Linked DNA regions of Homo sapiens: region 1 is linked to region 2. The links are chromatin contacts, found by Hi-C in ENCODE. All regions are on one chromosome and are shown on one strand. Each heading gives the region's core, a stretch centred on a gene start or an enhancer-like site at or near the end of the contact. The rest is flanking DNA. Distances are from core to core; before and after follow the strand shown. Region 1 overlaps GRM8 (glutamate metabotropic receptor 8). Region 2 holds the start of WASL-DT (WASL divergent transcript).

What was found. Hi-C counts contacts between places; a loop is a spot of excess contacts on that map. Pooled maps may share reads with other maps.
Region 1: a loop to region 2 is called in a pooled map, with 10 times the contacts of the local background. The contact joins the enhancer-like site here to the promoter of WASL-DT in region 2. A Hi-C loop is called at or near these places in 2 of 37 single-sample maps with no recorded cell type and 6 of 50 pooled maps.

The regions. Positions count from the first base shown.
Region 1 is chr7:126,699,840-126,702,539 of GRCh38, reverse strand. The region is part of intron 7 of GRM8 (glutamate metabotropic receptor 8); the gene reads left to right. Among named protein-coding and RNA genes, the nearest start is that of MIR592, 360 kb to the left of the region's middle. RefSeq lists enhancers at 1,200-1,519, 596-1,795. Within about 2 kb of position 1,344, at least 5 of the 41 ENCODE cell types and tissues checked have a DNase peak (open chromatin) inside an H3K27ac peak, as active enhancers do.
Region 2 is chr7:123,747,912-123,750,611 of GRCh38, reverse strand. WASL-DT (WASL divergent transcript) reads right to left here and starts at 1,417. Exons shown (of 1, transcript NR_170281.1): 1 at 1-1,417. It overlaps WASL (WASP like actin nucleation promoting factor), which reads left to right and starts at 1,609. Exons shown (of 11, transcript NM_003941.4): 1 at 1,609-1,994. The coding sequence starts at 1,878. RefSeq lists silencers at 1,327-1,646, 2,107-2,196 and enhancers at 1,225-1,879, 2,639-2,688.

The sequences.
Region 1 (2,700 bases), core at 95-2,594, 3.0 Mb before region 2:
GGACTTCTGTGCCAGTGAAGTAGACACCTTCTCTGCCACTGCGTCGTCCTTCTACAGTTTAGTTCTGAATCAGTGCTTCGCATGAGTATATCTGGTTGTCTGTGTCTAAATCCAGATCCCTAGCTGCGGAGGAGGATATGAAACATAGCTTTTAGCTTTCCAGTTTCTGGAGTACAAGAAGGTATGCAAAATGAGGTTGAAACAGATGATGGTCTGCCAGAAGGCCTCCCCTCATTACACCTGTCCATCCCATGAAATCCTATTATATCATCCTCTTTATTCCCATAATAGCAGTTATTGTAATCTCTATCCTTTTTAATTTGTTTTTCATTTGTATACTGTGTGAGTCTTCCACTGCTGGACTGTAAGCTCCACAAGGCAAGGGGCTTTCCTCACTTATGCAGGACTTGGCATGTGCGAATGCTAGCACAAATGTGTTGCTGAATTGAGTTGAATAAATGAATAAATAGAGCCTGCTTATTATTTCTATATTCACTAAACGACACTCATTGGTCTCTGACAAGATTCCCTTTTAGTTGGGGTGACCAAATAACTTGTTGTTCAAATAGGGACACTTCGGAGAAAGAAATGGGTAGCATGATTAATAATTATACTAAGACAGAAGGCATGACATGGGGCTGTCTAAAGCAAACCAGGCATATAGTCATTAACTCATTATAATCACTATTCTCTGACAGACTTATCTTCTTAGGTTGCCGAAGAGGGATCCAGATGTCTCTACCCTGGCCAACTCTTTTTACTCCTTCATTTTCCAGTAGTTGGGTAAGAATTTTGGTTGCATGGACTATAACAATAGTTTTATACTTCTTGTAGGATTTCTAAAACTAAAAAAAAATTCTCACAATATTTTACTATCTAGACTATTTGAACTTGATTCTAGATCTTGTAACAAAAATCAAAAGCAGGGTTCTAGTGTATGGTTTTCCAATGTCATTTTAAGTAGGTTACTCAGCAATCACTGGGAGAGTTTACTAGAAACAGATTTTTAAAAACATCTCTCTTGGAGCTACTGATTTCTTTAGAGGAGCTCAAGAATCCATTCCTTGTAAAACTACCAGTGAGTATGGCGCATGGTTAGATTTAAGAACCATGAGATAAGAAGCGTCTGAGCCCTCTTCTATATTTGGTACAAGGATTAATAAGTACTTTTAACATATATAATCATTGGCATTAACTACGATAAAAGCTGTAAATGACTCAGCAGTGGGAACTGACAGGCTACTGTGCTCCAGCGTGCAGGATGTCTGTGTGATGTGATGCATGTGTTTGCAATACAAGGCAGCCCACCCCCAACCTTCCGGGCCTGCAGCTGAGATCAACTGTGACTAACCTGATTCCAAAACTAGCTGACTCATTTCATTGCTTCCTGTTTCTCTTATTATACTTTGAAGTGTTTTCAGTGAAGAGCCTAGCACTCTGCCCAGTGTACTGTAAGTGCTTGGTAATTATTGGTTATATATATATACACACATATATATATACATTTATTAAAAGAAGGAAGGAAGAAAAGAAGGAATGGAAGAGAAGGGGAGAGGGAGGGAAGGAAGGAGGGATCAAGTAATGAGGCAATATGGTAAATATAGTAGAGAAACAAATTTACTGTTCTTTATCAGGATGCAATTTTAGGAATTTAGGATTTAGGAACATAAACACAAAGTATCTTGGGAACAGGACAAAATTATGTCCTCTGTTGTTTCAGATGACTTGTTAAAAACTGAAATTTTGTTGCACTGGTTTTTACACATCTGAGTGCTAAGGTAACTGCTTGTTTGACTGAATGTAACTTAAAAATATATGTAATGGACATTTTTTATTTCTTTAAATGGTGTAACAGGTTGATGTGAGAATGGACCTGCTCAGGGTGAACTAAATTGGGACTGGAGTCCCAATTTATCACCCTCATCAAATTATGTAATTTATTTCTTTCAAAATATTAAACTTTAAAATACAGATTATAATAACATTTATTTTAGGATTATGAGAATATGAGAATCAAGTGAGCTAATGAATGAGAATCATTGTTTTGAGAATCAAGTGAGCTAATGAATGAGAAAGTTCTAGGAAATATTTTAAAGTGAGATTAAAAAAGATTACTTGCCCTTTTCACTGAAACAGGTTTTCTTAAAAATCAATCATTAATAACTAGAATATAGAGGCATGCTGTATTCAAATCTGTTGCAGTCTTCAGCCTTATTTTCATTATATTGAGTTCTTGATTTCTTGATATATTTTGCGTCCAACATGGTTTCTTTCAGATACCAGTATCTGAAAGAGCTTTTTAATGAAATAGATTTTTAATATTCATTCATTGTCTAGATATTGTGAAATTGCTGTTGTTCTATACCAATCTTAGACATAATACAACCTGCAGTTACTGATGTGAAATTGAATGGAGAAACTTCATTCTGTAAAGTTGAATCAGTGATTAAAATAACCCTATGAACTATCTGAACAGTGTGTGTGCCTTGGTTCTGGTTTTCTTCTATCTAATTGTAGTCCCAATATCAGTTAACATCCTCCATCTCCCTGTGCAGTGATGCTTACTTACTCTGAACAGATGTTATAGTGACTGGAAAAAAATCAGTTTATCCATCAATAGACCTAGATCTCATATCTCCTAAAAATGTACTTTCCATCATTCTCTTTTGAGCCAGTATTTATTATTGTCCCAAAAAATGT
Region 2 (2,700 bases), core at 168-2,667:
TGAGGAAACAGACGCAGAGAAGTAATTTGTCCAAAGTCCATAGGGTTGTAAGACTCATAACAAGAACTACAACTTGGGCCTATCTGAATCTTATACTTCTGGTACTATACTTGTTCACAGGTTTGAAAAGAGCTTTAATTTCTATTATTTCTCAAGAATTTGTAATGCTTTCTCTTGTCACTGTGCTTTCAACTTAGAGGAGTTGCAGTTTTGATAAAAGACAAACTGATTTAGCTTCTAGGTTTGTTAAATATGTAATTCAGAGGCAACTCCAGGCTTATATTTCTACGACTGCTTTCTAAATCTAATTATTTTATAAATAGTCCTGTTGCTTTAATTCACTTTTTACCCTAACATAATTAATCAAGTTTAACTTTGAAATCTCCATATTTTATGTGAGAACTCCCAAGGCTATCCACTTTTATTTTCCTTTGTAAATTTATTGTTGCTCAGCCTATTTCATTAATGGCAGCTTTAATTATAATATTTTATTATATTTTCAAAGTGCATGATAATGGTTTACCAGTCTGGTTAGTACATCAGAGATTTCTATTGGGAGCTATCAGAGATGTTAACATCCAACAATTTTACCAAAGTGTAATTGTTATAGACGTCTTAACATGAATTTACGCAACAAAAATATGTTTAATGTGGAGAACAGTGAGATGCATATTTGATAATTCACTGCAGTCTGCATCATCATCTCTATATTCCAAAATTTCGTCTTAAGCCGTTTAGTATTTAACTTACAGAAGAAAGGGGGTTATCTTAGATAACTTTTAATATCCTAAGGTATTTTCCAATTCACGATACAGGGAGAAAAGAAATGTGTCCAGGCCCTTAGAAGAAAATACTTTGAATTTAAATGTGACACATACATTAAACCCGCGTGACACGCCAGGCAGGCGGTGGAAGTCAAGTGCATTTGTTTTTGTTTCATCCACCAGGGCGATCTCTTTCACAATTCTGGGAGAGGCCTGTTTGTTCCTCCACTCCCACAGCTGAAGTTTGGGACAAAGTTTGAGAAAATCCCAGGCACCTGCGGCTCCTATCGAAGCCGGCGAGGAGCACAGGGTAGAGCGTCTCTTCCCAGTTTTCAGTCTTCAGATCGCAGGCCTCTCGGACCCGCAGAGCGAGCTTCACGCTGCAGCGCTTGAGAAATAAGAGCTATTCCAAGGAGGGGCCCTGGGTCCTCACTGACGCTTCGCAAAGGTGTACGTCCGCCCAGGGAAGGCCGGCGGCGCAGCGACGGCGAGGAGTCCCCATCCATCTTCTCTTCAAGCAGCAGTAGCTGGGTTCGGGTACCCAACCGACGAGCCGAGACGCCAGAGGCCAGAGTACGAAGTTGGAAGCCTGCGCCCCAAGCCAACCGGGATTCCACTTAGCTCCGCGCGGTCCGCGCCTCGGCCGGAAGGGGGCGTGGCTTCGGGCCCGCGCCGCGAGGCCCGCCGCCGAGTGGGGGGGTTTCTCCCGGGCCGCAGCCGCGCGTTTCCGGCGCGCTCCCCCGCGCCCTCCGTCCTGTGGTCTCGCCCGCCCCCGCTGCCATGTTGGATTGTGCGGCCGCCGCCGCCGCTGCGGGAGGGTTGGGGGAGGAGTTGGGAGTTTAGCGCAGTCGCCGGAGTGCGAGGACAACGACCATCCGGCCCTAGCCTGGCCGGGCGGGTGCCGGGAGCTTCCCTTTCTCAGCGCGGCGCGAAGGTGGCTCGCCGTCAGCGCCTGCTTCCCTCGACCTCGTCCTCCTCCCCGCTCCGGAGGAGCTGCGAGATGTGGCGCCTCTGACTCCACTTCTCCCCGCCCCTGTCACCGAGAGGGGGAACGAGCTCTCGCCCACTCGCCGGAGGAGACGGCCCTGGACTCCCAACCCCGCCGGCGAAACCATGAGCTCCGTCCAGCAGCAGCCGCCGCCGCCGCGGAGGGTCACCAACGTGGGGTCCCTGTTGCTCACCCCGCAGGAGAACGAGTCCCTCTTCACTTTCCTCGGCAAGAAATGTGTGGTCAGTGGACGAGACCCGCGTCGCCACCCGTGACATTACCTCACGGGCCCGGGCTTGGGGGCCGGGAAGTGGGAGTGGGGAAGGAGGCGGGAGCGGCGCGGGCCAGGCCTCCCGCCAGCCCCGGCCCCGGCCCCGGCCCCTCGTCGGCGCCCTCGCCCTGCTCCCAGGGTGCGGGCCGTGGCGGTCGGGCGCCGCCTTCCCGAGCTGCTGGAGAATAAGGGAGTGTCACCTCCGCAGGCCTGTCCTCCAGCCTGGCCGGGCCTCGGCCCGCGCCCTTGCTGCTGGTTAAAACTTTATTCTCAGGCCACAAGGGGATTTTCTTGCAAGAGCCGCTTGGTCCTAGAATCTGGGCCCTTGTTCTAGCTCTCGCTTCACCTCTTACTGCTTGATCTGGGGGTACGTTCCTTAACAATGCCAGGTTTGAGGAGTGGATAGGTCGGGGAAGGAAGGTGGTTTTTAATCTCCCATTAGGATTCCAGGAGGGAATGAAGTCGAGTGCAAGAGCCTGGGCTCTCTTCGGATTAGAGAGGGTGCAAGAAATGTTATTGCTCTTCGTTAAAGAGAAACAAGATTTATTTCTCTAGCAACCTTGCCTAGGCCTGGTTTCTACTCTCCTTCCCACTGATTTTTTTTTTCCCCCCATTGGTGGGAGGGGGTGCTGCTCTCCCCGCAGCCATGCGCAGGGAAACCTCAATCTCTGGTAGCT